Linked DNA regions of Homo sapiens: region 1 is linked to region 2. Evidence: chromatin loops called from intact Hi-C (ENCODE). Cell type or tissue: endothelial cell of umbilical vein. All regions are shown on one strand. Links, peaks and the distances in the headings refer to the core of each region. The heading gives the core; the rest is flanking DNA.

Region 1 (16,349 bases), core at 5,214-13,213, 210 kb before region 2:
CAAAAAATTCTTAACATCTGAGCAGTTTTTATTCCCCAGTGCTTTTCCTATGGGTAGGTTTAAGAAAGACATTGAAATCACACTATGTTTACCATTTTGCATGCTGCTGTTTTTTATTATAATTAAGTTTTAAATATCAATCCATACCGTCATGTGCTTTAAGTGTCCTTTTTAGTAGCTGCTTAATATTCCACCCTGTTCCATCTGTTGAGCAGGTTCCATCCTGGTTCTCAGTCCACATGGAAGAATATCCATGAGAGGGTATGCAGTCTTCTGACATCCCACAGAGCACAGCTGCACCAAAACAAGGTTAGACTTTCTTATAAAACTAGATCTTTGCTCACTAAATAATATGTGAACAGGGACCTACAGTCTAGTCGGGGAGACAGACATTAATCAAATAACCACAGAAATAAGTGGAAAATTGTGAGGCTTACCAAGGAGATTACCTGTTGTCCTGAGATTGAATGGTAGCGGGTATTTGACATGGCTGGGAGTCAGGGCTGGCTTCCTGAGGATGAGACAGTGGGGCTTGGATCCAACGGAGGAGTAGCAGCTAATTTGGTGCACAGCACTCATCAAGCAGAGGTCCTTTCAAAGGACTGAGAGAAGACAGGCTAAGTGGCCCACAGAGCATTCCTTTCCCCTGCACACATGAATCCCAGTCCAGGGAAGAATACAGTTGTTTGTGTGAGCTATGTAAGGCCACAACATGGAAGAAAGTTGTTCTAGAATTTAATAAGGTGGTTTTGGCTGTATGACTTTTACAGGGGTATGGGGAGTGCTTCTGATCCATTGGTAGGTATTCCCAGTACTTTGTCACTGATTCAGATACACAGCTAAGTGGCAGTTCACCTGCTCAAAGAATTCAAATATAGGACAACAGTGCCCCCAGTGGCTGAATTTAATGATGCCATGTAGTTGAATTAGTCCTCTTGACTTATTATATACTGACATATGCTAGATTTGCAGGATGACACTTAAAACTAAATGTTGTTTGCCCTAACCATCAGGGTAGTGAATTACTTTAATTCTTTTCTGCAAAGTCATTGGCTTTGCTTTAATTCCCAACCTTTTCAGGCAAGGAATCTCTTTAAAATGTAAACAAAGGCCTGGTTTGGGGCTCAAATCTATAATCCTAGTACTTTGGGAGGCTGAGGAGGGAGAATCCCTTGAGGCCAGGAGGTTCAAGACCAGCCTGGCAACATAATGAGACCTCGTCTCTACAAAAAAAGAAAGATTCTATATACACACATATATAGTGAACCCCATATAACGGCATAAATGGGATGCACAGACCTCCTACATGCAAAACTACACATCTGGGTATCATCCATCTCTATTATGTTATGGGTAACATAATTGCTGGATTTGTTTTTATTGTAGGAAGATTCTACCTCTGAAGTAAATTATATCATTGAAAGACCAAGCTACCCTCTGAAGAAATACTCACTGCATGAACAGAGATATTTTTAAGGTACTGTCTTATGTAAGTAAGCAGCTTAAGTGCTTCTCCTTATCTTGGTTTGCTAAAAGAATTTCAGTTTCCTCCTATCAATATGAAGTAACTAGAAAGTGTGGAGGACAGGAGACTTGGAGGAGACCTGAGAACTGCGTTCTTCCCTTGCTCTGTATGATAACTGCAGTGCACGTGCCTTCCAGCTCTCTTGCTTCCTCTTGTAATCATCTCCCCTGCCCGCAACATCACCCTTTATCTAATAGACTTTCCGGCCTTCTTTCAGCTTCTTGAACACGGAGCTTTTTCCTGCCATGGGGTCTCTGCACATGTTGTTTTCTCCATCTGGAATATGTCTTCCTGACTCTGCCTGGATAACTTCTATTTGTCCTTCCAGGCTTATGATTTTCTATGACACGACACTCCCTCTCTCTGTGATGTGTACCCTTTAGTACACAGCATTTTTCCTTCATAAATTATGACACAATTTCTTATTATATTTTTATCTGGGCTGATTGTTTAAAATCTGTCTCTTCTACTGGAGTGAAACCTTATGAGATCAGAGAATCTGTCTCTGTTGTTCACTGCTTTATACGCAGTATTTAGTGCCATACAATGGAATCACATTTAACTTTGCAAACACATGTACTAGGTGTGTGCACTGAACAAGAACCTGCCTACCCATCTCCACCCTGCTGCTGTCTCTGTATCACCTGACCCTCCACAATGGTTGCTGCTCAGTAAAGAGGGTTTTTTTTGTTTTTGTTTTTGTTTTGACATGGAGCTCTGTCACCCAGGCTAGAGTGCAATGGCGCAATCTTGGTTCACTGCAACCTCCACCCCCCAGGTTCAAGTGATTCTCCTGCCTCAGCCTCCTGAGTAGCTGGGATTACAGGTGTGCACAACCACACCCAGCTAATTTTTGTATTTTTAGTAGAGATGGGGTTTCACCATGTTGGTCAGCCTGGTCTCAAACTCCTGACCTCGTGATCTGCCTGCCTCAGCCTCCCAAAGTGCTGGTATTACAGGCGTGAGCCACCGTGCCCGGTCGCAGTAAAGAGTTTTTATAAATGCATGTTGAATATGCATTGATTATGAATGCATGTAACAAGGCAACTCTAGAATTCAGATCTGTGGCAAGTAGTTAGCCACATTGTGGGACATCATCGTTTCTCATATATTCTTTTCTTTTCCATTCAAGCCCAGAATAATAATCGCTCTTCCTTATGACATGCGGCCTGAGTGCTGAGACTAGTACACATACTTCACATGTATTAAACAAATTCATATCTAATTCTCAGGACAACCCAATGAGATAGGTACTATCATTAGTTCCATCTTACAGATAGGAAAACTGAGGCATAGGTTAGGTCCCTTGCTCAAGGTGACATGGCTAGTGAATGGTGGAGCTTTATTCTCTTAACCACTACATTCTATTGCATTTTCAAAGCTAGAGTGTAATCTTACATGGAAATCCATGTCTCCCCATGTGTGAAGGAGGGCCCTTTGGAACCCAAGCAGAGTTCGTGGGCATTGGCCTTTGGAAGGCTCCCACTAGGATCCTATAGCTTTGTCCTGTATAGTCCTCATGTCAGCAGGATCAGAATAATTATGCGTCTTTCTAAACAATAAAGGAGTGTGGGATGACCTGCTAAGTTTTCACTGTAGTCAGGCTCCTGAAAGTCTGTTTTGAGGGTCATGCATGCTTTACAGAACAAGTTGGCTTGCCTTAGGAATGGCCAGGGCTCCCCACCTTTAGCACAGAGGAATGTGCAGGACAGCTCAGTAATGGCCCATTCTGGAGGCTTCTACCTTAGAACGTTCTGCTTGCTAGATTAAAGGACGGATTCTGGGCCATTTACTCTCTGGTTACCAAAATAATTGCCGTCTAGGCAATTATTTAGGTGGTTATACGGAACATAGCCCACATGATTATCAAATGCCAAATTACATTGAATTTCAACATGGGTAATATCAAGTTACATAGAGCCCTGAACCAGCTGATATGTGGACATTGATGTGGGGGGATAGAGAGAAGGTAAGAAAAGAAAAAAAAAAAACGTCAATTCTTTCTTGGAAAATAGGTTTCCCACACAACAGGAATTCCCACCCAGTAGTTTGGCATACGCTTAGAATACCTTCTCTGGAAGTCTCCATACCATCCTCCCTGACCCCGCTTCTTGAGTCATGGATTCCTGGAGAGGCTGGGATCCTGGAGGGTCATTTTAGTGAAGCTTTAGTGATTGTGAAAAACCCAAGTGACTCTGGCTAGTCTTAAGCAAACGGGGCATTTATTTGAAAGATGCTGAGCATCCATCTCAGTGAGTCCAGGAAAGATCCAAACAGGCAAGATCAAATAGCTAGAACAGGACAGCCAGAGCCACTCCTGTGGGTTGGGAGGACAGACCCCAGGCAGGAGGCATCCCCCACACACAACCCAGTGGCTCCCACTACGTGTCCCAGTCCCGGCTTTTCTTGAGGACTCTCTTCTAATGGCAGCACCAATTCCTGTCCCTCCCCTTCTCCATATCTGTTTCACTGCCAGGTCCTGGCTCCCCAGCGATCTCGAGATCTCAGGGAGATGAAAAAGTAGATTCTTACCACAAAAAGGTCAGGGATTCTTGAGCCAAAAACAATGAGTCCCATTGTCTGACCACGTAGAGGGAGAGAATGGGTGGAAGAAATGGGTTGAAGGGGTTGGAATACATCTATTTCTGGATCTTTTGGGACTTGGTACTTTTGGTATAAACAGAGTATCCCTTGTATATTTAAAATTGGTGAATTTTACCACACAAAAACCAAACATCCAAAAAACCAAACAAAAAAAAAAACCTCCCGTAAAGAAACCCCTCAGATTATCCCTAGTTCTCTTGGAAGGCATAATTGCCGTGAAATCCCGGCCCCCAGTGTGCAGTGCCAAATTACAGAGCAAGACTCCATCAAAAAGAAAGGAAAGAAAGGAAGAAAGAAGGGAGTGAGGGAGGGAAGGAAGGAAGGGAGGAAGGAGGGAAGGGAAGGAAGGAAGGAAATTTGTTCAGTAGAATATAGTTAATTGGAACACGTTTAACAGCTCAACTGAATAACACCTATTTTGGCACATTTACTATGTAGCAATGCTAACTCTTCACTATAATAGTAAGAGGTAGATACTCTGTCATCATCCTGATATTTTACAAAGACGTCAAGTAAATTGTCCAAGGTCACACAGATGCTCACTGGGTTATTCTGTTGTGGGAATCTGGGGAAAAAGCTCAGAGACTAAGTGATCCCAAGGCATAGCTACATGCCAAGATTGGGGTAGTATGACATTATCTTTTTCTCCTTACTTGTATTGATTGTTTGCCTTTTTCTCAATACCACATGTAGAATGTGATGTTTCAAATTTTGCAGGGGAAATTAATGAAAGCTTAAGGAGAATCATGAAGAGCTCACTCACTGAGACAATTGAAGCATCCTTAAAGAAATGAACACTTTTTGTTGTCTGTGTTGAGTCACTGATGTCTAATCCCCTTTAAACCAAACCCTGTACTCAGTCTTTTGTGCCCAGGTAAGAGTTGTTGATTAAAGTGTTTGCTGTTTGGGGGCTAACATTTTCTTGTCAAGCTGGAAAATTTGTGTTTTTGCATGTTTGTTTTGAACATGAAAGAGAAAGCGCTGTAGTTGGGTGGCAGGTGCTTATCTGAACACTTCCCCTCTCTCTCTCTCTGGCTCTCTCTGGCTCTCTCTGTCTCTCTCTCTCAAATTAATTATATATGAGCTAGAGGAAGTTGCTATTCACAGGAATAACCTGATAAATCCTCCAGGAAAGACTATCAACCTGACTTTCTCTTTTCGGTAGATCCGTTTTTGTTGTTGTTTGTTTATTTCTTAGTGTTAGGCTTGATTTACGTGAAGTCCACTAAAAACCTTGGAAAAGAGAGCATTACGTCTGGGTAGTTCAGATCTTGTTTTAGATGTTGAATGTCTGTGATAAATTTGTAAGAGGAGGCTGGCTCCTCTGGAGCGTAGTTTAAACTGCTCCTTCTGTTTCCTACTCCTTCGTTCCAGCAATTCTTTGTAAATTTAGATGAGGAACAAAACCTTCCTCAAATATTTCTCCAAAAGAACTACACATTAAGTAAATAGGTTCTACAGATAGGACTGCCAATGCCAGGTTTTAAAGTTAGTTAGGAAGGTGCATCTATGAAATGCTTACACAGTGTGAGGGAGCAGGAATAGGAAGGGGCTGGGATAAAGGGAGACTAGAGGCACATTTGTCTTCATTGATACAGACCCAGAGAAGAGGGGCCTGAAAATGGAAACTTATTTCCCTCCTTCATAGTGTAAGCATAGCATTTTCCTCTACCAGCCCTACTATAGTGTGAATGTTTGTGTCCCCTCAACATTTGTATGTTGAAATCCTAACCTCTAAGGAAATGGGGCCTTTTGGGAGGTGATGAGGTTGTGAGGGTGGACCCCTCATAAATGAGATTAGTGCCCTATAAATAGGCTCAAGGGAGCTCGTTTGCCCCTTCCACTGGCGAGGAGACAGCGAGAAGGCGCCATCTCTGACCCAGGAAGAGGGCCCTCACCAGATTCTGCATCTGCCAACATTCTGATCTTGGACTTCCCAGCTTCCAGAACTGTGAGAAATGAATTCCTGTAGTTTGTAAGCTACCCAGTTTATGACATTTTGTTATAGCAGCCTGAATAGAGTAAGACACTACCCTAAAACTTGTTCAGTTTTTAGAAGATTCAGTGAGAGCCAAGTTTTCTTTTCTCACTGTAATCATAGGGATTGGTTCATTAGGTAAATTAAGAAAATGAAATTAAAAATTAAAACAGAAAAGGAACTCCAAAAACAAAAACAACAAAACAAAATTCATTTATCCTCTTCTTAGAATTTCAGCCAAATAAAGGTATATCCAAGTTGAACCTCCCAATCTAAAAATCTGAAATCTGAAATGCTCCAAAATCCAAAACTTTTTGAGCACCAATATAACACCATAAGTGAAAAATTCCACATCTGACTGCATGTGGCAGGGTGCAGTCAAATGCATTCGAAACTTTGTTTCATGCTCCAAATTATTTAAAATCATGTATAAAATTACCTTCAGGCTACCTGTATAAAGTGTATATAAAACGTAAATGAATTTCGTGTTTAGACTTGGGTCCTATCCCCTATCCTGAAGATACTTCATTGTGTTTATGTAAATATTCCAAAATACAAAAACAAAAACCAAAACCCAAGTTTAAAATACTTCTGGTCAGTCCCAAGCACTGAAGATAAGGGAGACTCAACCTGTATCACAACCAGCATTCCACCTTGGCAAGGCCAACAGCAAGCTTAAATTACATATGCTAATATGTTCTCAGTCTCTCTGAAACTATGGTTGTCAATTTGTTGTTTTGATGTTACCTCTAAGTAGTCATCAAAAGTAAGAAAATATTGTGTTACATTAAGGTTACGCTATAAGTCTCAGGAGAGGGCTGCTTACGTAAGCAGCTAAAGGAAAGCAGCACTAATGAATTGGTATCCCATTTCAGTTATTGTTAAAATATACACCATGACATTCAATATTCAGTGTTTTTTGAAATGGTTTAAGCATAACTCTTTAATAAGATCTTAAATGCCCATTCTTATTTAAAGTCATTTTTGGTTTTCACACTAAATTACGCTTTTTTTCCCTTTACTTTTGCATCTATTAACTCTATTCCTTAAATTATTATTATTTTTACTTTTGTTTCTCAAGGAGTTATCTCAATTTTGAGGAATCATGCTGGGGCAAGGATTGCAGTTGAAGTATTTTGCTTTTGGAGTGTATAATAGTATGAATAATTTTGTGATGTTTTGGGGTTTGGATTACTTTGGGAAGATCTGTGTCATTAAACATCATAAAAAGAATTCCCATCTGTCTTGCTTCAGTTTATAATTCCTTTCTTGATTTTTATGGTTGCAGATCTGTCAAAGCCTGGAGCATATTTTATGGGCATGTTTCATGGGGTCTTGGTTTGCAGAGGCTCCTAAGAAAATCTCCTTTGTGGAACCTAGGCCCTCCAAACAAAAGCTGCTGTACAATGAGGCCAGTTCTCTGTGGTCACCTGACTGACCCAAAGTTAGCTGAAGCCTGTAGGCCATGAATTATAAAAGAGATTTTTAAAAAATGAGAGTGCAAATGATATGTTTGACATAAAAGAGGTGGCGGGTTTTAGGTGTAATTTGAGAAGACTGATGGGTATGTGTGTGAGTTCAGCCCTAGCACCCAAATGCCAGGCTACTCTCAGTATAGCCAGTACTCCCCTGAGTTGGTCCATCAAAGGAGCCCGCTGGGCTCTCTGGAGGGCAGCCTGAGGAACAGGATATGCTCTGTAGTCCATGCTGTGACCAGAGAACCCACTAGTACCACCGGATGGGACTGCTGTCTTTCTCTGGTTAGGGGACCCCTCCTAGCACTACTTAGCGGACCTGCAGGTCTTAGGGAGACCTCTTCTCTCTTCCCTTGTGCTGGGAACCCTGCCAACAGTGATGAGAGCCCCAACCCTTTGCTCCTTTGGCCTGGGAGCCCCATCCTCCACACTGAATCTAGGGGCACCAAATTATGGCAATGAAGTTACTTTGTTTATCAAAGGAAAGAACCTATGCTTAATTTCACATAGGGAATTTGGTCAAAACAGGGTCATGTCTAGGACAGGAGCTTTTACATGGTGCAGATGGGTCCTTTTCTTGATGGCTGAGTTGATGGAGCTTCTTCAACAAAATGAGGAGTTTCTAGTCCAAAATTTTTCCTTGGGATTCTGCGTCTTTTAGAGTGATCCATTAGCTCCGCCCACCTCACCCCCCACGCCCCACCGTGTGTGTGTGTGTGTGTGTGTGTGTGTGTGTGTGTGTGTGTGTGTGTGTATTTTGTTTTCTTTTTTTATATATATAAAAAATAGAGAAGGAGTCTCCCTATATTGACCAGGCTGGTCTTGAACTCCTGGCCTCAAGTGATCTGCCGCCTCGGCCTCCCAAAATGCTAGGCTTACAGGTATGAGCCACTGCGCCCCTCCGAGTACCTGGATTTAAATCCTAGTTCTGCCATTTACAGGCTGAGTGCCTTGGACAGATAATTTAACCTCTTTGTGTCTCAATGTCCTTATGTATAATATGGAGGTAATAATAGTATCTGTCTAATAATGTTATTGTTGGTAGATAATACATTTAAAGTACATTAAATCAGTGCCTGGCACAAAATGAGCACTCAGTGAGCATTAGCTATTCTTATTCTCATCTCATTTAATTTTTTGAGGAAAGCATTGCTCCCCCTATTTCTTGCTAAGGACACTGAGGCTCAGAAAAGCAAGCGTCAGAGCCAGTTTGCAAACCCTGCTCTGTCTTGTTTCCAAACCTCAGGTTCTCTGTACCACTTCCTGTCACCCCTTTGCTGCCACCTGGTTGGCCCTGAGGCATCACAGATAATTCAACTTAAAGGGTTTGAAAAACATGAACTCAGAACATTTCAGAATAACAGAGCAACTAAGGTCTCTTGACAGAAGTTGGAACAATTAACCACTTCTTGTTTAGGCCAACAAGAGAGGCTTTCTGCTCGTATTTCCTGTCATTGAAATGTTATGTTTGTAAACGGCATTTTTAGGAAGTCCCCTCCTCCCCACCACCCCCAAATAAACTTTCCTGTTCCTTTTTCTCCAGGAACGGACACTCACTGAAATTGGAATTTTGAACTGAGATAAACATCATACTTGTTTTATTGGGATGACTTCCAGGAACAGACCGTAGGCAGTGGCAGTAGGTGTTATTGCTGGAAGCGTTGCATTCATGGTGGGAACTCTTCATTATGAAAGCTCATTTGTTGTTGCTTAAGGGATAGGATGACGTCCTTTGTTCACTGGGTCTCCTCCCAGCCCTGCAGTTAACAAAATTGATCCCACAGCCTCGCATGGACCCACTCAACTTGTATTTGTTAAACTCCTTCTGTGTGCTCAGTATTGCGCAGGACCCTGTGGGGTCGGGAGGGGTCACACTAAGGGGTGTAAAATTCAACCCGTGCCCTCTTGAAGTTTCCATACTTACTGGGGCAATGAGACCTTAAACGAGATATTTCAAGTGTGATTCCCAAAAGGTGTTGCAAACTCGGATGTCTTTAGGACCAGGCAGGATTTGTGACTGTCAGAAGCAGTTGAGTTTGAAATAATGGTGAGTGATGGGAGCTGGAGTGAAGTGGAGCATGTAACACCCCATCCTCCCACAAGGTGTTCATCTTCAAATTCAAATCTAAACCAGCCAAAGGCTCTGTGGCCCACATAAAGCTGGTCTGAAGCTGGGTCTTGCCCAAAGCCACCAGTTTTGACTCCTGTTTAGTAGTATAAAATAATGGTATTGATTTACAGTGAGGTTTGTGGAACTCAATTTCATTACTTTATAATCGTCTCATATTGATTAACTTAATAATATAAGGCAGTATCTGATTATGTACCAAGATACTGTTGCTTCTGTATGTTTCAGGAGGTTAGAAACAGTGGGGTATTGGTGTTGGAGGCCCAGAACTTATTTTCAGCATTTAAAAAATAGGCAGACCAGGTAGAGAAGAGATTTGGGAGAGTGAGGCAACTGGGGAGAGTATAATGAAGCATATGTATATAGAGAAGAGGAAATGTCCTTTGGGGTATCTTCTGAAGTGTCCTAAATATTCAGGCGAGTATTTTCAACTTGTGCTGTAGACAATAAGAAGCCGTTAGAGTTTTGGAGCCAGAAAGCAAAGTATTAATCTGATGATCTTGTGCAGGATGGTTTGGGAGTAGGTAGAGGCTGGCGGTGGGGAGACTCTGACAAAGCCTTTGAAGAAGTCTGAAAATTAGGGCAATAGAACCTCAACTGAGTAGGAGAGTCACAGGAAAGAGAAGGGCTGATTAGACATCAGGGCTGGGAAGACATCATGAGACAACTTATTTTAGGGGTGCTTAAAAACCTGTGGGTGTATGGGGGAGGTACCTGGCCCTTTTAAGGAAGAAGTGGTTAAGTCCGGTGGCCTGGGCTTGTTACAAAGTGAAGGTGAACTACTTAGTCAGCAGAATGAGGTATTGATGGAGAGAATAATTGCCCTGCAGAAATAAGGACACAGTGTCCTTCATTTTGTGGATTCATATTCTTCATGATGTGTGAGGCAAGATGAACTCAACGACTAAGAGAACAAAATAGGAGCTCAAATGAAATCCTTTAGGGACTTTTCTTTTTGTGGTCTCTTTTTGGCCAGGGAGATAGAATAGGGAACACTTAGAATTACTAGGGGTCAAGGTGGGTGTTGAGAAGAATGGAGGCCTTGTCTGGGATTTTGTTTAGTATTTTTTTAATCCCTCTGAATCTTGTTCTTATCGTGAAGGCCTTATGGTTGTAAATAGAATTTAGAGGATTATCAAAATACAAGTTGTTTATTCAAGAATTACGTGGGAAGAGAAAATGCAGGAGTACACCATGTCCAGTGATTCATGTCTGGACAGAGGCTAAGTCTTGGGTCACTCGCTTCACAAAGAGGCATCACTGTTCACTCAGGGGCTCCCACCTGAATCCCAGAGCAGACGGATTCAAATAAATGCACCAACCTCTATAGACCTGCCTTGCAACCTCAAACCTCTTGGGGTCAAAAGCAAGAAGAAATGTTTATGATCCTAGATTGTAGGGGAAATAATGGTGATTTTTAAAAACACAATTCCCCGCTGGGCGCGGTGGCTCACACCTGTAATCCCAGCACTTTGGGAGGCTGAGGCAGGCAGATCATGAGTTCAGGAGATCAAGACCATCCTGGCTAACACGGTGAAACCCCGTCTCTACTAAAAAATACAAAAAAAGTTAGCCAGGCATGCTGGCGGGCGCCTGTAGTCCCAGCTAGTCTGGAGGCTGAGGCAGGAGAATGGCATGAACCCGGGAGGCAGAGCTTGCAGTGAGCTGAGTTCGCGCCACTGCACTCCAGCCTGGGTGACAGAGCGAGACTCCGAAAAACAAAAAACAAAAAACAAAAACCCACAATTCCCAATCTGGGAAAGAGAGACTACAGAAAAGATTGATGAGATTGATTTTGGATAAGTTCAGTTTAAAAAGATGGTGGAAAAGCCAACAGAAAGTGGTCAGTAGAAGTTGGAGGTGGGGATCTGAGGTTTGGCTTGGAGATCAGGGCAGGAGAAACCAAGGGCAGCTGTAGACTTTGTGGATACACATTTTTGTTAATCATCTGCATAGAGATGGTAGTGGAATCCATAATATTGGAGGAGTATCTGGTGGAGAGAGGAAGACCAGAAGGATGTGAGCTTGTTCATTTATTCCACAAATATTTGAGGGGACCCTGTGTGTGTGGCACAGGGAGAGATGAGACCCACAGTAAGGGAGCAGCAGGAGGAGGTTACAAAGGTTGTGGAAGAGTGGTGGAAAACGGTCAGGCGGGGCAGAATCTGGTAATGTCTTGGAAGCCAAGGAAAAATAACTTAGTGGAATATAAAGCTAATCAACAGTGACATATGTTGCAGAAGAGTAAAAATTGATGACTGAGAAAATGCCTTTTGGATTTCATGAGCAGGGCACTGATGACCTCGGAGTTTCAGGAATGTTGTGGAAGCCCGACTGTAGGGGATTAGGTGTTTGTGAGTGGGGAGGAAATGGAGTCACAGTATAAAGAATAAAAAGCAGCCCCCAAAATTTGGCAAGAAAAGGAAAAGAGAAATAGGGTTCCAGTTTTTATCCTGACAACTCCCCATCCCTGGTTTTGGAAAAGAAAGGGATTTTGGGGAGAGTTGGGGTTTGAGTGAAAGATTTAAAGGTGATATAAGGGAGGGATACAATGATATTGTATACCATAAAGGAGGTGAGGCTGGGCAGCTAGATGAGGTGGGAGATAATCTAGACATATTTAAAATTAATTTTTGCTAGAATGGGAAAACAAACAGCAATTTGAAGGAGCAAATTTGGTTGTATCAAATAAAATGTCATGATTAGAAAGCTTGTAAAGAGGTGACGATTGGATACTGTCATGCATTTCCTCTTACTTTTTAGGCATTTTGAAGCATTATATCTTAATAGTTAGGAAAAGACTTGGAATCATGTGAGTCCCAGCTCTGTGAACTTGGGCAAAGTACTTAACCTCCCTAAGCCACAGTTTCCTCAACTGGGAAACAGATGGTAATATGACCTGCCTAATAGAAGTGTTAAGAAGAATGCATGAGACTATGCATGTAAAATATTTAGTACAATCTCAGCACATAGTTAGTGCTTGGTGTTAGCAGTGATTCTTTTTTTCTTAAACCACTTTATTCAGGTATGATTGGCATACTAAAGGTGTACATATTTAGCATGTACAACTTGGTGAGTTGTGAAACCATCACCAAAGTCTATGCCATAAACCTATCCATCATCTCCAAAAGTTTCCTCTCACCTTCTTTATTTATTAATTATTTTGGGGGATATGATAAGAACACAACGTAAGAGCTACTATATTAGCAAATTTGTAAGTATACAATGCAGTATTAACTATAGCTACTATGCTATGCAGTAGATCTAGCCAATGATTCTTATCTGCTTTGAACATTTTAGATCACCCCAGACTTGAGTTATAATTGATATTCTAGCACTCCTGGCACTCTCTGCCTTACAATGCCTGGTGAAGAACAGTGACACTGCAGCCACATGGCTGAGCGATCTATTTGTTGTGTGGTCTTTGGGGAAGTTGCTTAATGTTTTGTGCTAGTTTCTTCGTTTGTGGAAAGGGGATAATAATAGTACCCACTTTATGATGCTGTTATGAAATTAAATGAGTTCATATTTAAGTGGTAAGAGCACTGCTTGCCACATAGTAATTGCAATGCCAACGTCTGCTGAGTAAATAAAAATGTTCTTCCTCTGTGATTTTTTTTTTTTTTTTTTTGAGATGGAGTCTCCCTCTGTCACCCAGGCTGGAGTGCAGTGGCGTGATCTCAGCTCACTGCAAACTCCACCTCCAGGGTTCAAGCCATTCTCCTGCCTCAGCCTCCCGAGTAGCTGGGACTACAGGCATGTGCCACTACACCTGGCTAATTTTTGTATTTTTAGTAGAGACAGGGTTTCATCATGTTGGCCAGGCTGGTCTCGAACTCCTGACCTCAGATGATCCACCCGCCTCGGCCTCCCAAAGTGCTGGGATTATAGCTGTGAGCCACTGTGCTTGGCTTGTTGTTGCTGTTTTTCCTTCTGGGCTCAGGACATCCCACTTGCTTGGGCACTCATCCTGGCAGGGAGGCTCAGGGGATACCTTCAGCTGTTAGGTCAACACCTTAAAAGAAACTGGACGTTGATTTGCCTTAGAGTGTCATCTCTAGGAAAGGTAATGATGCCCAAGAATAGGGTAGGTGACTGTCTGCCTGGATTGATATAGAAGCAAACATTTTCACAGTGGTGAGAAAAGCAGACTAAATATCCTTGCAGGCTGAGTCGGCCTTATTTGCATGTCTAATTTTTTCATCAACTGCAGTGGCATGTTTTTCTAATTTAACTGGCCCTTTCTGATGGAGCAGAGAGCCTTGGATTTGTGATTCATGTGAAGTTGACACATTCTTTCTACCTTAACCTTTCTGGCTAAATTAGAAGATGGGAGGATTAGCTCCAAAGTACCTGAGAGGTAAAGCCAACTTGGCATGCTGGGAAGACAGAAGCAGGTGTTGAGGATGGATCAGCCAGTGTCCCTCTATCGCCGACTGGTATTGCCTTCTTTTATCACGTGAATTTATACAGTAGCACTTCTCTGAGATCCATCAGACCTGCCTAGTTTCCTAAAGACCCGGACAGGATAACCTCGGATTCATTTTGGAAAACCTTTATAATTTTTTTTAAGCCCTTGGCTCAGAAAAGCCTTTTGGCTGGCCTTTTGTTATTCTTGCCAAGCTAAGCTAATAACCTTGGAAACACAACACAAGGGCTCTTTAAATAAAAGTTATGTTTGAATGCTTGGAGGAGGATCAAAGTCATCTTTAAAATGTACATGCCTTGAGCTCTTTGTGAAGGCATGCTCATACACTGGAAGGAGTAGTACCTTTTCTCCAGCGACTGCCCTTCCAGGATGACCAAAGTCATTTCAATCTGTCTTACCTTCACCTTGGAAAAGGTACTTTCCATGGGGCGCAGACAAAGGCAAAGCAAATCCTGGCCAGTGTTAGATCTCCAGACTCCTCACACCTTCCCCTGCAGCCAGACCCTTGACCCTGAAATGCTCAGATGATGCAACTCTGCATCGCATTCCCTCAAGTGCCCCGAAGCGAAAGAAGATGATGCGACATTGTGCTAACACTTGGTAATGGCTTTCCTGAGTTATGGAGGAATGGCAGCTACCAGAGCCTGCAGTCTGTCAGAAAAAGGCAGCTTCTTGGAGGGAAAATGGGGGACAGGCATCCAGACACTACTGCTCAGTTTAGTTGATTCTGCATTTAGTTCCAGGGTTATTTGCCTCCCTCCATTTTTTGATAAACAGTGCTTTTGTGAGGCAAGTTTCTCTCTAGGTAATATCCTGGAGTTGTCCCCGCGGGGCCAGAGCTTCCCAGCTGCAGGCTGCTGGGGCCTTCTAGAAAGCAGTGGAAATCCCCTAGAAGAGGCAATGGCATTCCTTTCTCATTTTCTCCAACCAGAATAATCAAAGGAATGTAATTGTTTATCTTGTCTTTTGGGGGTTTACTCATAACTGTTTTGAACTTGGTGATACCTTAAAAGTGGCAGGCCAAGCGGAGATTTGTAGATGAAACCATAAGTGTCACCCTAATTCTGGAGAGACACCTTCCAAATCACACATGACAGTGGTTTGCCCTAGTAAGGGAAGAAATGGGACATCAATTGTGTGGTTAGATCTCACTGCTTGCTTAGGAGTTTTGTGGCACTGTGCATGCAGCCCAGGCCATTGAGAAATGTCCCGATCATTTCCATCCTTGATGGATAACTTTATACACTTAGGTACACTCACCCAATTCCATATACAGGTCAATATTTTGTTCCCAGCCAGGCACGGTGGTTCAAGCCTGTAATCCCAGCACTTTGGGCGGCCAAGGCAGGCAGATCACCTGAGGTCAGGAGTTTGAGACCAGCCTGGCCGACATGGTGAAACCCTGTCTGTACCAAAAATACAAAAATTAGCTGGGCGTGGTGGTGCACACCTGTAATCTCAGTTACTTGGGAGGCTGAGGCGGGAGAATCACTTGAACCTAGGAGGCAGAGGTTGCAGTGAACCAAGATCGCGCCACTGCACTCCAGCCTCGGTGACAGAGTGAGACTCCGTGTCAAAATATATAAATATATAGTTCCCAAAGCTAATTTAACAAGGCCTGCTTCTTCTTCTTTATATTATCTGGCTTTCACTTTAAAAGTCTAGGATTGCAGAGAGGTACACTTCCTCCCACAGGGTATATTAAAAAGCCCCACGGGGGGCCCTGCTTCCATCAGGTGGGGAGACAGTTTTTGAAGAGTCACACAAGATTTATAGGCTGACTGCAAAAGTGAACTTCATGCTGTACTCTCATTTTCAGGATGTTTGAAGGGGTGTTATGTGAAGGTACATCTCAGCTTCACACAGCCCAAGCATCTCAAACCCCTCTCTGTGTTTCAGGGCATAGGAAAGGACTGCGAACACTTATTTTTTGTTTACCTCCTACATGACACTTTATAGAAAAAATTAAGTTTGATATTCTTTAGATTAAAATGTCCCATTTCTGAAAGGGTTTCCCCTTTATAGAATGGGGGCTGTTTACGAAGTCTCACTAGGTTGGATATACTGTTTGCTGTGATAACCCAGCCAGCACCACGTGGTAGGAGCTTCATTCCTTCATCACATCAGGGACACGGATCCTAAAATACTGGAACAGCAATTGCATCCCTACGGATTACCCCATGTTAATAAATGGGGGAGGGAGAAGGGTA
Region 2 (16,349 bases), core at 5,125-13,124:
CCATCTCAACCTACCCGAGCCCAACACACACACACACACACACACACACACCCCTCTTAGAATGGAATAAATCTAGCAATGAGGAAGAAACTACTTGAACCTGGTGCCAGGTGACACAGGCAGAGTGATTTTTCAGTTATTGGGAAAAACCTTAATGAAAACAGGCTCAGAAAAAAAGTCTACTGTTATTAATCCAAAAGAAGTAGAGTTAAAACTATACCAATAAGAGAACACACCCCCTATATAGACTAGACAAGCAATCTTTGGAAGAAATTGCTTTTCTCACAGAAAAATTAGATGGTCTCTAAGGAATTTCTGAAGGAAACCTGGAGGCAGGCTCTTCTGGAGGTGAGGTACCCCCCATGTCCCCACTGTCCCTTCCACCAGAGATGAGTGCATCTATGAAAGGGGGATCAGAGGAAGCCTCACTGACCTCCAGGTAAAGCCAGAGGCAGCAGAATATTACAGACTGAAGAGGTGGCTGGGTCTAGGGCTTTCTATCCTGGCAGCGATGGTGGGCAGAGATAGAAAGGGAGAGTGAGATGGAGAGGAATGACATCCAAACAGAGGAGAAGACAGGAGGATGAGTAGACAGAGAAATAGGCAGGAAGCAAGCCTTTGTGGAGATACTTTCTCAAAGGCCCCAATGTGGAGAACTTGTTTCCCTTCTGAGACATAAGAAAGGGCATTAACTTTTTTAAAAAGGTACGATTCCTGTTTCTGCCTCCAGCTCTCTACTGCTTTGGGTCATACATGAATCTTTCAGAAAGACAGTGATCTAAACCCTGTCCCAGCGGAGTCCAAGGAAGGTAGAAAGTTAGGATAAGGAGAGGTAGCCCCATTGTATAGGATGAGTATCTGTCCTGTCCCACAGTGGACTACTGGGTGGGGAAGAGCCACCACCAACTCTGGATCTTCTAGCCTGAGAGAAAGGTGATTTCCTAACTCCCTTGACTTTTCACCCTCTTCAGAGGGTCACCACAGATATCTGTATGAGGCCAGAGAGACTGGGCACTCCCATGGGTATAAGCGTATAAACCCTACTTGCAGTTTATGAAGTTTATCAAGTACCACTGGGCATGATGGTGTGTGCCCATAGTCTCAGCTATCCAGGAGGCAGAGGCAAGAGTATCACTTGAGCTTAGAAGTTTGCGGGTACAATGAGATATGAATGCTCCAATGCACTACAGCTTGGGAGGCTGAGCAAGACCCTGTTTAAAAAAAAAAAAAGACTTTTATCAAGTACGTAATATATAAAAACAATATCTGGGTTTAGACTGCCACAAAGTCTACTTATGCTCTTTCCTGCACATAGTGCAAAGTATTGCACCCTATGCATATTATGAATGATTGCTCTCAATACATAGAAGTGATTGCATACTTCAGCTGCGGCTGCTGCTTTCCCCCTCCAACTTTATTCTCCACAATTTGGAATGTTTCAGAGATCTTCAAACATGTCATGATCTTTCAGGCATCTATACATGTCCGTGGTTCCCTCTACCTCAAATGTCTCTCTTTTCTCCTCTGCCAGAAATTTTTTATTAGTCTGGGTTTTAGCCCATTGCAGCACATAGTATTTGTTCAGGAAGTGTTGATGGAATGAAAGAAAGAATGAGTGAATAATTCCCTTCTCCACTGTCTTAGAACGTTCTATATGTGTCACTCATTTTACTTATCACACTGTGTTGCTTCTTACGTATCTGCCACAGATTCTTGATGTCGAGCACTGCTGCCTGGCAGGATAAACCAATAGAAGAGTGCCTGAAATATAGCAAATGTTCAACAAATTATTGTTGAATTGATCTGAACTGTTCACTCCCTCTTGGACATCTGCTTATTCACTGCACTTGGGCACCTGTATGTCTGTATGCGGTGCCGTCTGTGTGTCTTTCCTCAAATGCAGGTGTTTTTGTAATATGGCTTTCTGGCTTGACGTGATGTGATTGTCTTGGGCAGAAGTTAGCATACTTCCAGTGTCCAGGACTAAGAAGTATATTTAGCTGGTTATTTTGATTTAGATTCTTCTATTGAACTCTAAATTTTTAGTTAGTTCAAGATCCAAGAACCTTTGGAAATGCAGACTCTACAGGACCATATTTCACCAACAAGGGCTTTTTAGTTCCAGCAGCCTTTGGAAGTCCCACGTGGCTCTATGCACTGTGCGATATCCAGGCAAAATGAATCCCCTTCCCTCACAACCTACGAGTTCTGGGCTGTAAGTCATGTCACGCCCTACATTGTATAGGAGGGAAATCCAGTACTTCCTTGAAGGGGAAGAGATATTCATGAATTAGCAACCTAGATGAAGGCAGGGTAGCAGAGCTGTTAGGAGAATTGATTTCGAAATTAGCCCTGAGGTTGAATCTCATCTCTATCCTTTGTCAGATGTGCAACTTTGGACAAGTTACTGAATTGCTCTTAGCCTCTAATACCTATGTCACAGGGTTTTCCTAATGATTCAGTCAGTTAATGCACATCAAACATGCAGCTCAGAGTAGGTACTCAGTAGCTGCTGGGTCATTCATCCAATTCAGGCTTACGGAGGCTGTGGCACCTCAGTCGGCTTAAGTGCTCTTGCTTTGATTTTGTATATAGAATCCCCTTAAAATCAGCAATTGTTGGTACCCCTACCCTATCCCCTTTTCTTCACTTTCTGACTTCTTGAAAAATCTAAGAGCTTAGCTTTTCCAAATGTGTGATCTGGAGCATCTCTTCTGTTCCAGGAGCAGCTTACAACCCCAAAGCTATCTAATGTCATTTGGAATGTTTTTGGCTATTATTAATTCAAATACTTTTCCTGCTTTATTCTTACTCTCTTTCTTCTGGGACTTCAATTACATATATGTTAGATGATTTTATATTGTACTATGAATTCTGGAGACTTTTATTTTTTGTCCACTTTATTTTTATTTTTTTTATTGTTTTTGAGATGGAGTCTCGCTCTGTCACCCAAGCTGGAGTGCAGTGGCGCCATCTCGGCTCACTGCAACCTCCGCCTCCCAGATTCAAGCCATTCTCCTGCCTCAGCCTCCTGCGTAGCTGGGATTACAGGCACACGCCACCACGCCTGGCTAATTTTTGTATTTTTAGTAGAGACAGGGTTTCACCAATTGGTCAGGATGCTCTCGAACTCCTGACCTCGTGATCTGCCCACCTCAGCCTCCCAAAGTGCTGGGATTACAGGCGTGAGCCACCACACCTGGCCCTGCCTCTCTACTCTTAAGATAAACCCTGGAGGTAAAGCTAACCATGGAAATTTCTCCCAAGAAGAGGATGGCATCCTTGATGTGAACAGCTTTTCCCGAGTTCACAGATTAAGACTTACTTCTATTATCATGAAACTCTTATCTTTTAATATTTTTTGCTTGCTTATTCCTCTATGAACATAGAAGTGGAAAAGGGGTCTGTTATGTGCACTTATGGGTATACTTTTATTTGTGAAGGGGTTTGTAGCCAGTCTTACGCATGGATAACCTTATACTTTGATAGATAAAAGACAAAGGCTGAATGCAGGTAAGAAACTTTAATGGTACATGTGTTGCCTCATAATCAGTCAAAAACAAAACATTGGTTCGCTCCTTTTAACCCACATCATGGGTTAAAGAGAACATTGCCAGAAGGCCTTCACTCTTCTAAAAGGGCATCATTTGTTAGGTCGTTTTTCCACAGTTTAAAATAAAAGAAGCAATGATTAGAAATGTATCCCTCATGAAAGGTTCTATAACAAATTCTGCTGTAAAGGCTACAGTTACACAACAGACTTTTAAATTCTCTTGTGAAAGTTATGTTAAATAATAGAATTAGCTAAACAGAAAAGTACCTGTACAGCTGCTGGCAATTTTGGCCTATGGGGAAATACATCAAATGAAGATTATAGAAATTCAGTGGTAGGGGATTGATGAAGAAATTGCTTAGTCAAATGAGTGAACTACCTAGCTCATTCTTTGATCTATTTAATTTTAGGAGATTTGGTTTATGGGGACCCTGGATAAGGAGCATATTCCAAACTCTTGGTATTATCCTCCCAATAGTCATAGTAATAGTCTCCCTGCTGCACTGTATTCTCTCAAAAATTTTAAATGCTTGCATGCAGCCATCTCTAGAATGTCATATAGTCTGTCTCCAATTTGAACGACAAGAGCTGAAAGAAATGTGCAACCGTGAGGACACCGTAACCTATGAATGACATGCTGAAATCGGAAACCCAAAATGATGGTAACTGAGAGTGGCACTAAGGCCGTAAGTTTTGGTCACACTCTCATGTAAGTAAGAACCTGACCAAAAAAAGGGGGAATTAAAAAAAAAATTCTGGGAGGCCATTGTTTTGGATTGAGCTCATACACTAGGCCCCAACAAACCAAACCAAAATAGAATTGCTCATGCTAAGACTTTAAGGAAGCACAGAGATTCTAGAACAGTCCAGGTTTTGTTTTTTTCCTGCTGCACATCTCTATAACAAACATTTCTGACAGCGTAGGTATCCGCTCCCTGAAGTTGCCATTAAATCTTTTAACCAAATTCATTTCCTGTTGCCTAGAGACCATCAAGCTTCAGATGATCATGCAACAAAAGTTCCAGGTGAAGACACCACCCCTGGCCATTTAAGGAGCTACCCTGCCACCAATAGACAGAGTAGGGTGAGAGTTCTGTGATCCTCAACAGGGACTATGCCCCAAGCCAGCATGAAGCAGTTACAGAAAAAAGACCATCGGTCCCTCTGACTCTCATAAAATGTATGGGGATCACATCTCTCAGTGGGGAGATGAAGCAGGAAAATAGGGTCTGGAGGCAGGGAACATAAGGCCAATTCACACTTTAGCTATGACAGGAATATCCTCTCCATTGGGAATAGAGCCAAGTAAATGACTTTGTAACTTTATGTCATCCTTTCCATTTACATAGGGCATACCCCAAGTAATCAGTGGAATCCTCTAGGGGGTATTTCAACTCCCAAAAATTCTGTAACGGGACCTTTTAGCTCCCAAGCTCAGGCCTGCTCCCACACCATGGAGTACTTTCATTTTCATTAAAACCCTTCTTTGTGTGTGTTGTCCAATTCTTTGTTCAACACGCCAAGAATCTGTACACCTTCCACCGTTAACACATATACTAAAATTGGAATGATACAGAGAAGATTAACATGCTCCTTGCACAAGGATAACATGCAAATTTGTGAAGTGTTTCATTTAAAAAAATCATAATTTTTTTTAAAAAGAAAAGAAAATGAAGAAAAACTAATAAAAATAAAAACAAAAATAAAAATATTCCTGGCTACACACAAAAGATTTGGCTATGAAAATGTTCATTGCAGCCCTATAATACACATGTATAGACACAATTTTTATTATTATAATGAGATAACTGTAATATAGCTTAGTAACCAAAGCTCCTTCTGAGTAGGGTGATTAGGGTGATTAGAGGAGATTCTGTTTTTATTCTCTCTCTCTTGTTTTTCTCCCTTGATTTCTACTGTGGACATGTGCTGTTACAATAAAGGGAATAATCCAAATAAAGCATTTGCAGAAGGGATAAATTCTCACCCCAGAGGTAGTTTGTCACTGGTTGGCCATGAGTGATGAGGCAGCAAAGATGCCATAAATAGATGGGAATAGGGATCTCAATATATTTCTTTGTGTCCTGAAGCATTCTCTGCTAAGTGTTGCATGATTGGTACAGATGGTAAGTGGTACAGGAGATTAGAATCTCTTTCGGGATTGGCTCAGGGTTGGGGTGAGCCTTGTGCACCAGGAAAAAGAACGGCATTTTTTCTTTCTTTTCTCTTTCTTTCTTTTCTTTCTTTCTTTCTTTCTTTCTTTCTTTCTTTCTTTCTTTCTTTCTTTCTTTCTTTCTTTCTTTCTTTCTTTTTCTTTCTTTCTTTCTCTCTCTCTCTCCTTTCTTTGTTTCTTTCTTTCTTTTTTCTTTTTTTTTTTTTTTTTGAGATGGAGTTTCACTGTTGTCACCCAGGCTGGAGTGCAATAGCGTGATCTCAGCTCACTGAAACCTCTGCCTCCTAGGTTCAAGCATTTCTCCGGCCTCGGCCTCCCGAGTAGCTGGGATTACAGGTGCCCATCACTACACCTGGCTAAGTTTTGTATTTTTTAGTAGAGACAGGGTTATGCCATGTTGGCCAAGCTGGTCTCGGACTCCTGACCTCAGGTGATCCACCGGCCTCAGGCTCCCACAGTGTTGGGATTATAGGCGTGAGCCACTGTGCCTGGCCAAGAACTGTATTTTCTAGAAGCCCAGGCTAAGTCTGAGGTTCATGGAGTCTAACATCTATATTGCTTGGAAAATGCAGCTTTTGGATTTTAGGTATCAACTTCTATCTTTGGGGTTGGGAAAATCCTTGAAATTTTTAGCTGCAGAGGGAATCCACGAAGAAACGGAATGTGGGAAATCGAAGGGAATGCAGAAACAGTCCTGCAGGCACACTGCAACCCATGAGATCCTAGGTGCTAAGAGTTCACTGTGTACAGTAAACTGTTCTGAGGAGTGTTAGATTTTTCCTTTTTTAAGAAATTCAAAACACACTTCAAAATATATTGCTCCACTATTGTTTTACAAGCAACTTCTAAAAGGCTGAGGCATCTGCCCTTGGTTTCTGCGCCTCTGTTGGGCAACATTATGAAGCTTGTATAGCTGAATGCTGACAGGTGAGTTGAAAATCGTTACAATGACAGTTAGGACCCAATGTTGTGCAACAGTGTCTGGCTCCAGGTTCCCAGTTTGGATCTCAAGGAAAGGAAAGTCTTCTATCTGATATGTTTTGGATGTGTACACGGGGCTGGAGGTTGAGTGGGTGGGAGTGGGAGACATGGGAGCGTAGGAAGAGGAAGACACGTGACTCTGGATATTAACCAGCTGGTGAAGGAAATTTTTAAAAAGGAAATGGAATTTATTACCTAGCCCTTGAATAAGCAGTAAGCTGGGAGACCATGATTTAGGTTAGGGATAAGGCAGTGGGTGGCATCTTGCTGTCCAGGGAAGAAATTAGAGAGTCATAAATATATATACATATATATTATATATAAAGGAAAGAGGTTTTATATATATTATATAAAGGAAAGAAGTAAGGAAGAAAAGAAGGAAGGAAGGGAGGGAAAGAGAGAGAAAGAAAGAGAAAAAGAAACAATTTCAATGCCATTGGCAAACAATCAACCATGAGTAATAGTCCTTGTTAAAGAACACAAAGCTGATATTGACAACTTAGAAAATAAATTTTTATCTTCATTTGGAATTTCTAAAAAGTTTTTTTTTTTCCAGTGAAGGTGAGTCCTGGCTAACTGAACAGTATTATCTAAAAAGTAGTTCCGTTTTCCCACCTCTGGCAGCACTGCTGTTGTTTCAAAAGATTCCTCCATGATGGAAACCCCTTATAAGGTCCAGCACCCTGTGTTCACCACCAGTGTGCTCCACAAAGTGAGCAGGAGGAAAACGTGTACACCTCATTGGCACGATCTGTGTACAGTGTGCTGGGCAGTAACTGGTTAACCCCCAAAGGCCACAACTTCTTCAGTACCAAGTGGGAAATAAAAGAGACTACTCTCATCTGCCCTATAAATGACATGACTGATTGGCAGCCAATGGCACACAAACTCCCTGAGAAGTGGGGGTAGTTCCATGGATATTTAAGGCTGTAAGTCTTGAAGGAGAGGAATTGAGGGGTTCGTGCTCTCTCTAGGACCACCTAGCTAACAAAGGCCTTTATTCTAGACAAGGAGAAGCCCATTTCAACTACTGGAGATCCAGTTACCATTCAATACCTCCCTCTTAATTAAAATGTAAACTTCTGAACATAGAAGTTTGTGGTCAATCAACACAAAGAGGCTGATTATCCCAAAAATCTACTTTTCTGGAAGTAAATGTTCAAATGGAGATGATCAAGTCATATTACCTAAGAAAGGTTATAGGGGACTTTTGGAGACTTCTTTTGGACTTATACATCTAGATTTTATTTCCTTTTAACCATCTTAATAGATTTTTTTCTGCATCCAGAGAATTAGAATTTAGAAGTGTTGAAATATAGCCAGGTTTGAGCTTGTATAGAAACTGCTTTTGGAGCACATGCTGTTCTTAATTTGTTAGTAATTAGAAGTAATTACTAAACAGCTTCTGCCAGAAGTGAAGAGTTCTATGTTATCTTTGATACATAATAAATGACTCAGGGTAGACCCACATTAGTTTGCTTATCCATGAATCAAGAATAATTTAAGTCAATAATAAGAAAATAGTAGATAAAAAGGAAAATTAAACTTTCAAACAGCAGTTCCAAATGTTATGGAAAATGAATGAGATTGTAAAAGGTGAATAAAAAATGCAATCTGGTTGGAGTTTGGTTGTGCTTGCAAATTCGTTAAGCGTTTTTTTCTGAAACTTGTTCTACAGAATGTTAATGCCAAGAAGCAAGTGCAATGAAATCTTAGGCCTTGGGCCAGTGGGAGGCCTACTTCTACTCGTTTCAGTTCTTGCTTTCTCACATTAAGTCTGGCAGCCTCAGGTCATGGCATCATTTCCTTTCAGAAAACCCAAGTTATTGGTACTGCTGAAGTTTTGCTGTCTATTTTCTTGGCAAGGTTTCTGCAACTTCCTTTTAGGAAAATAGACAGATGGGAAGATGGATTCAAGCACAGAATCGGTGAATCCAGGTAAGGTCAAATTTTGCTTTGTGAGATGCCCTTCCCTGGGCCAGAAATATTAATTAGGCAGTAGTGACACCAGCTGGTCTTCCTGGGAATCTTCCCTCATGTAATTCATTAGAAAATGAACAGATTTTTATGGTCTGCTTAAACTGTATTAGGTACAGTAAAAGCTACATGAGAAATGGAAAGGCCCTGATCTTGAAGGGTTTATCATCTGAGAGGTATTAAAATATATATAGATGCTGTCTCGACCCTATAGTACCCACTCATCACTCTAGAATTTTGTCTCAGGAGGTTAGGACAAGGAGAAGGGCCTGGTATCTATATTTTTCTGAGGATTCTGATGATCACTCAGGTTTGGGGAGTGATCAAGAGAAAAACTGATTGCTAACATACCTGGAGAAATACTCTAGAAGTCAGAGAACAAAAGAACCATAGGAATTCAGACTAAGCAAGATGATGTTTGTGTGAGGTAATCAGAGAGGCTTCCAGGAAGAGGAGATTCTTGTAGATTTGTGTGAAAAAGCAGAGAAGTTAAAAAACAATCACAGTAATAAGGTAGTATAATCAGGGAGGTATTCCAGGATGGGGGAAAGGCATTTTATTCCCTACACATACTGTTCAATAATGCTCTAACTCTCCAGTTGAATTTCGGTTTTCATTCAGGATTCTTCTGGAACAAACGAAATGTTCTCCAATCTGTACTTTCAATACCTAGAGTAATAATATTTACCCTGATTTTTCCAGATGTGTCATTCAGCATCTGGCCAGAAAAACAGAAACCACTCTAGATGTTTCAAATAAAAGGGATTTACTACAGATTTTGGTATTACGGGCATTGGAACAGATAAGCAAGGGAGCTAAAGAAGCAAAAAGGGAAAAGGGTGACATTCCGAGATTAGTATCTGTAGAGAGCGGCTACCAGCCTTAGGAACTGGGGGAATGAAACTGAAGAGGAGCTGTCAAAGTCCAGGAGCAGGCCTTAAGGGATTCCACCCAGCCTGTGCTGGGACTGCCAAGGATGGTCTCCCTAGCCACAGCCGGGACCAATTAAGGGCAGTTCCAGCAGAACCTTGGGTCACTGAAGGGGCACAGCTACTTCCAGAACCAACAGCAGAAACAAAGAGAGTATAAGAAAGAAATAATGGCTCTTCCTCTTGCCAGACATAACAGAAAGCCAGGTAGTAAAGGAGTCTGGAAAATGGAGTTTGTGGATTCCCACAGCCCCAGCAATACAGACAGGATGGAATAAGGTGAAAGTGCAGCTCAGGGGCAGCAGGTAGACAACTGATGCACCAAGTAAAATGAATCAAGAAGTACTTCCTTCAGGAAGACAAACAGGCATGCCCCAGTTGGAGGTTCATGCATGCAGATATTAGTACCAAAATGTGCGTGAGTGCTGTGTTCATAAAATCAGAGAATGAAACCTGTAAGGCTTTGTGAGTACTATGTGACCATGCAACTCTTATCTTTTCCTGTGTTAACTTGATTTACCCATCCATTTGTCCGTCCGGTTGGTGCTTATTATATATCAGATACTGTTAGGCTCTGGGGATCCAAAGATAATGTCATAGAGCCCTCTTTAACTACCTTATGAGCCAGGCAGACAGTGAAAAAATTTGATAATCATGAAAATACTGCAAGCAATAATCATGTAATTCATTCTTTATACTTTTCAAAGTACTTTCTCATCTTCTATCCTAAAATTCCTCTAAGATACTTTTTAAAGATATTTTCATGTTGAACTCATTTTATTTCCCCACCACCAAATTTTCCATGAAGATTGTATGTCATTTTCTTAAAAATGTAAAGTCATTCACATTTTTACTGTTTTCTCACTTACTTGGTTCTTCCTCTCCTTTTTGATGAGTAAGATTTCCCCTCTGACCAGTGACTACTGAATTTCTCCTATCTTTTTACCCATCAACAATTTGACCATCCCTGAGACTACTTACCCTCTGGCCATTTCTGCCTGTCCTCCCACATTTTTCTTCTAATTTTATATGGCTTATTTTCCTCTTGGGTTTGTACATTTTCCTCCATTGTTTTCACTAACTAGCTCCTGTGGATCCACCTTAGAGACATTTTGAGAGATAAGACATTGCAGGGAGTCCTTCTCTTCTCGTTCTATTCTTGGGAGGGTCTTGCATCTCCCATCCCAAAACTTTATGTTGAATTAAATCCACATTCTCCTTTCTACCAGTTTCTTTCGTACTTTATTTAAAAATTTTAACAATATGTTCATATTTGATTGGTAATGACCAGTGTTTCTCAAAGTATTCTCAAAGAACTACTTGCCTCTGAATCAGCCAGGTAGCTTGCTAAATATCCAGATTTCTTGGCCAACTTCAGTCCTATTGACTCAGAATCTCTGGTGTGAGGCCCGGAAATCTGCATAGTTAACAAGTTCTCCTATGTGATTCTGATTATGCAAAAGTGTGAGATGTACTGATAGAAATCTTTGTCTTCAGCTCTGACATTTAAATTTTTATCTTCTTTGGTGCTTTTGAAAATATTTTTGTTGTTAACAATACTCTGTTGTCACCTGACTTCCTTGATGGGCAGTAATAATTTGAAGTTTGCCCCCTTATTTCTGAAATCATTTTGCTTAGAGCCAATTGTTATCTTTGTGTATGTGTGTGTGACAGAGATTTTTATTACATATAATAGAAGATTTCAAATAACAGCAGAGAGTTATTTAAAAAAGAAACAGTTAAATACATGTCTAATTAGCAGGCAAGAAGGCAAATTTATTCTGTTAGAACTTCTTAAGGAAGAGTCAATAATGAACCAATTATAATTCCTTCTCCTAGCTGTATACAGCCAAGATGCCTTCTAGGTTTGAAACCTTGTCCCACAATGCTCCGGTGGAATAGAGCAGATATTGATGCACTACAGATAGTGAAAATGAGACTCAGAAAGAGTAGGTGACTTGTGGATGGTAACATAACTAGTTACTTGCAAAGCCAAGATTGGAACCCAAGTCCTCCTGGGGGTCTTTCACTCTGTCTGCCTCTAAGACAGACCTCCTTTTTTTTTGGTTTGATGTCTATGCTAAAACACATACAGATGCATACACACACATACACTCCTATTCTTTGCAATATAATATGATGTGTGTCAAATATTGGTCCTTTTTGCACCTGTCTTTTGCAAAAGCAAAGTGAGCTCCTTTCTTCAAGAGCAAAAAGATATTTGAAAATACCTCTGTCATTGCTAGGGACACTGCGAATGAATATGTTTTATTCCCTGAGTGGTGCTGACTGCAAATGGAGCGGGATGGTGTACACTGAAGTGAAGCAAATAGTCATGATAATTTCAAGGTCCACTGAAACAGCAGAAAACAAGTCAACTGCCACCACCCAATGGCAATGAAATAACTCAAGGTTTAGCTCCCAGATCCTGAAATCTCATCAACTAAAAACATCTTATAAGCATTTCCACATTTGATCTCCCATCTCTAGATAGTTTGCACTAAAAGAAGGGACTAATGTTGTCAATCTTCCAAAAGGGCTGAAAAATCCAGAGGCATTTAGAGTCAGCTTTGCAATATGTTGTTATCTTTAGCATTTGAATTTGGGATTAATATAGTTTGAGAAATTATAACATTTTAAATAACAGTAGCATGGTGTTTTGCCAAACCCCTATTAACCTCAGTAGGGAAGGCACCAGGTTCAAGAGGCTGAAGAAGAGACCCATAGCCAGCAAATGAGACATGGGGTTTTATTAGGAGCTTACATAGAGGGGAGAGAGTGCAGTGGTGACAGGCTGGATAGGAGAACTGCCTTATGTACAGAAATGGTACAGTGATGGGGCGCTGGACAACATATCCGCCTTCCTACAGTCCAGTGGTGGTGGGATGGATAACATAACGACACGGCCGAGAGGCTGCAGGTTAGGCAAGAAAACCACAAGCACTTGAAAACAGCACGGAGCTTATATAGCATTTTCACTTAACACTCTTCCCTTAACAATCTCCACCTGTCAGCCTTCATTTAACCCAAAACACTTGGCCTCAATCCCCTTCATTTAACCCAAACACTTGGCTTGATGGGGGCTCAGATGTACCTCATAGAGGAAGAATCAGTCTCCAGGTCGGCCATGCCCAGATTCCCTAACTTGGAGCACACATTCAGGTGCTTCTGCCATACAAGCTCATTCTAAAGGTGTGTTTAAGTTATTGCTCTCAGGGAAGTTTACCCTACACATGCTATCAAGAACCAAGAAATAATATGTGCCTTTCTCATTCTGCCTCTGGATTTAGGATTTCCTTCTCTACATAGTCCATATTAGGAATAGTGGGTGATTTCCCATTGCACCAACCAAAATGGAATCTCTCTTTCTGTTTTCATTATATATATAGTTATTGTACCTATTTTGTAGGATTGATGTAGGGTTGCCAGAGAAAATACAGGTGCCTAGTCAAATTTCAATTTCAGATAAATACATTTTTGGTATAAACATATTTTAAGGCCTTCTCTTCCTGGTTCTTCCCAGAGTCAGGAAAAGCTGGACTGAGAGGGTGAAAGAAAAAAATATAAACAAACAAAAACATGTTTTAAATATTTTGGAGAAACAGTGAATATGTTTTCAGTGTATCTGAAATATTTCTGATAAACATTGAATAATTGCACCTGGGATATACTTATACTAAAAAAGTGTTCATTGTTTATCTGAAACTGAAATGTAACTGGCATTATGTAATTTTATTTTCTAAACCTGGCAACCCAGACTGAGGATTAATTATATATATATATAGTATCTGGCACATAGTAAATGCTCATTAAAATTACTTTCATAATTGAGCTTCTACACACCCTCATAAGTGGTAATAATTAGCATTTGTATATTACTTTACTATCTCCAAAGTCTTCTCATGTTCACGATCATTCTAATCTTTTAATGGTTCTGTGGTATACCCATTTACCAGATGAAGGAGTTAAGCCTCATACACATAAGTTTTACTGGCTGCAGAGTAATCCATGGTATGCTTTACAATCTTATAGACATGTATTTTTGAATATTTAATATTGGTTGCTATTATAAATATTATTAAATGAACTTCTAAGAGCATGTTTTTTACAACTACGTTAAAAACTTCTTAGGTTAGAGATCACGACTGTTTTTTCCTCCATTGCCCAACTAAAAGTAATACTCAGTAAATATTGCCTAAACAAGTGCAACTTTCAGATTATTGCTAGCTTTGTCTAATAATGAAAAAATAATATTAATAGCATCTTATACTATATAACAATAATATTATTAGTGTCTTGTAATAATGTAAAACCAGCCATATTCTAGATGGCCTACATTTCATAATAGAATCTTCACACTACTTTGCGAAATAAGATAGCATTATTACCCTGTATTAGGGTTCTCCGGAGGGACAGAACTAGCAGGATATATGTATATATGAAAGGGAACTGGCTCACAGGATCACAAGGTGAAATCCCACGATAGGCCGTCTGTAAGCTGAGGAAGAAAGAAGCCAGTAGTGGCTCAGTCCAAAGCAGGGAAGGCTGTGGCCAAAGGCCTGAGAGCCCCCAGCAAACAACTGGTGTAACTCCAAGATTCCAAAAGCCAAAGAACCTGGAGTCTGATGTCCTAGGGTGGGAGGAATGGAAGGAAGCATCCAGCATGGGAGAAAGATGAAAGCCAGGAGACTCAGCAAGCCAGCTTATCCCACCTTCTTCCTCCTGCTTTGTTCCAGATGCGCTGGCAGCCAGTTGGATGGTGGCCACCCACATCGAGGATGGGTCTTCCTCTACCAGTCCTCTGACTCAAATGTCAGTCTCCTCTGGCAACACCCTCACAGACACACCCAGAAACAATGCTTTACCAGCTATCTAGGCATCCTTCAATCAATTTGACACCTAATATTAACCGTCACAAACCCTGTGTTACAGATCAGGACTTTGAGGCACAAAGGGGTCAGGGAATTTTCTGCCAAGTTATTGGGCTAGTAAGTGGTGGGGCTGGGAGGCAATCTCAGGTGGTCTGGCTCAGAGCCTGCATCCTTTGCCATTGCACTAATCAGCCTCCAGCAGTGGAATCAGTGGCTCAAAGAACACGCGCATTTGCAAGCATCCTGATGCATATTGCAAAGTCACCTTCTGCAAAGACTGTGCCTGTATACTCTCCCACCAGAACACAGGAGTATCTCAGTGTAGCCTTTTCAGCATTGAGTATTCTCATTAAAACTTTTTTCTCATATTTGATAGGTTAAAAATAGTATCTAATAGTTTTTGTTATATTTATTTGATTACAATAGGTTGAGCTTTCTTTTTTGTCAGGGTGAAAAAGTTATATTTCTTCTTTTATAAGATGTATATTTACATTAGTACCCACTGGCATATTAGGACGGAACCAACTACCTACATGACTTCTATTTTCGTGACTTGCTAATGACTTACAAAAGTCAGGTTTGCTTGTCTTTTAGCTTTGTGTTTGGACACTTGGCTTATAAAGTTTAAACATAAATAGAAATATGTCAGTCTTTCCTTTGTGGTTTCTTCTGTTGCTCTTGTGTTTAGAAAGAGAGCATATAGATTCTACTTTTTAAACTGAATAATGTCTTCCATTGTTTTTTCAAAGGCTCTCCCCAGGAAAAACAATCTTCAGCCTCTGAAATCTCTCCTTGGATACTCCTAATGCTTTAAATTCTTGACACCTGAAAAGATGAATTAGTTTTTCTTTCGTAAGTTTTCCCCACCAACCTGTTTCCTTCCTAACATCTTCCCCTGAAAGGAACCATTTGTCTCTGCTTCAGGGACAATCTCTCCACCAGAGTCATGCCTGAGAACTTTGAAGGAGCGCACACCAAACCCCACCCCAACTTTTTTTCAATCCAGATTGCTAACCCAACTGTTCTGAACGATCATAAGGCTTTATATTTTGTCTGGTGTTTCAGCAGAATTCAGCATATGTCTCATATGTGACCTCAGCATTCCTGTGAAGCTCACAGCTCAGGGACTCACTTTCTTTTACAGATGAACAAAGACTGAGAAGTTAAGTGAGCCAATGAAACGTGTAGCTGGCACTAGAAACTGGTTATTCTAATGCCTGCTCTTGTGATCTTTGTACTATTCCAAAGTTTCTTAGGAATGACTTACTATCACGACAGGAGAGCTAAAGACTCACACAACCATGTTTTCTGTCAAGTACTAGTGTTTTAGAAGGTTCTAAAACTTTCCCACTCGCACTGACTGTTATTGGTTGGCAACAGGAAATACTCTTAACATTTGTTTTATGTGCACATATTTTAAAAAGCCACTAGACAATGATGAGCATGTTTTATGACTGTAGAAGCAAACATTCCATAAGGAGGGACGTGTAGTTCTACTTAGTTGTTACTTTTTACATCCTTACACATTATAAAGCCATGTGTCTGTGGATTATCTTTTGTTAGCCACAAGATGGTACCATTGCACAACCTAGAGAGAGCATCAGTCAGCTGAAAACATCTTCAGAAAGATTAATCTTCAATGTAGCACAAACACAGAAGAAACCTTACATTTATATTATAAAACAGTCGCAAATTGTTTTCATCCTTCATTAAAGGTATAAAGGAAACTTGTATATACTATAATTTGATATATCCCTTTTCTCTCTGTACCCACACTCTCAACCTGAAAAAAGCCAAAGTTCTGTTTGTTCCACGAGAACTTTGTGATCTCCTTTACTTCTACTGAAGGAGATATTTGTCATTCT

The links. A loop is a pair of places that touch in the nucleus more often than their neighbours do. Peaks named below come from ENCODE experiments on the same cell type or tissue, not always from the same donor. Only the 100,000 strongest peaks of a DNase experiment are listed, where the experiment ranks them.
Region 1: a loop joins it to region 2, with 9 times the contacts of the local background. A loop is called at or near these places in 5 of 110 quality-filtered maps.

The regions. Positions count from the first base shown.
Region 1 is chr9:4,589,307-4,605,655 of GRCh38, reverse strand. It overlaps SPATA6L (spermatogenesis associated 6 like), which reads left to right. Exons shown (of 12, transcript NM_001353486.2): 10 at 216-309; 11 at 1,387-1,477; 12 at 4,847-7,340. The coding sequence ends at 1,476. Among named protein-coding and RNA genes, the nearest start is that of PLPP6, 65 kb to the left of the region's middle. RefSeq lists an enhancer at 1-162. In endothelial cell of umbilical vein, for the core only: no CTCF peak of the experiment used is centred there; DNase peaks (open chromatin) are centred at 9,125 and 12,565; H3K27ac peaks cover 1,350 bases.
Region 2 is chr9:4,375,253-4,391,601 of GRCh38, reverse strand. It overlaps a transcript of GLIS3 not described here and the pseudogene RNU6-694P. Among named protein-coding and RNA genes, the nearest start is that of GLIS3, 83 kb to the right of the region's middle. In endothelial cell of umbilical vein, for the core only: a CTCF peak has its summit at 8,751 (motif pointing left); a DNase peak (open chromatin) is centred at 8,601.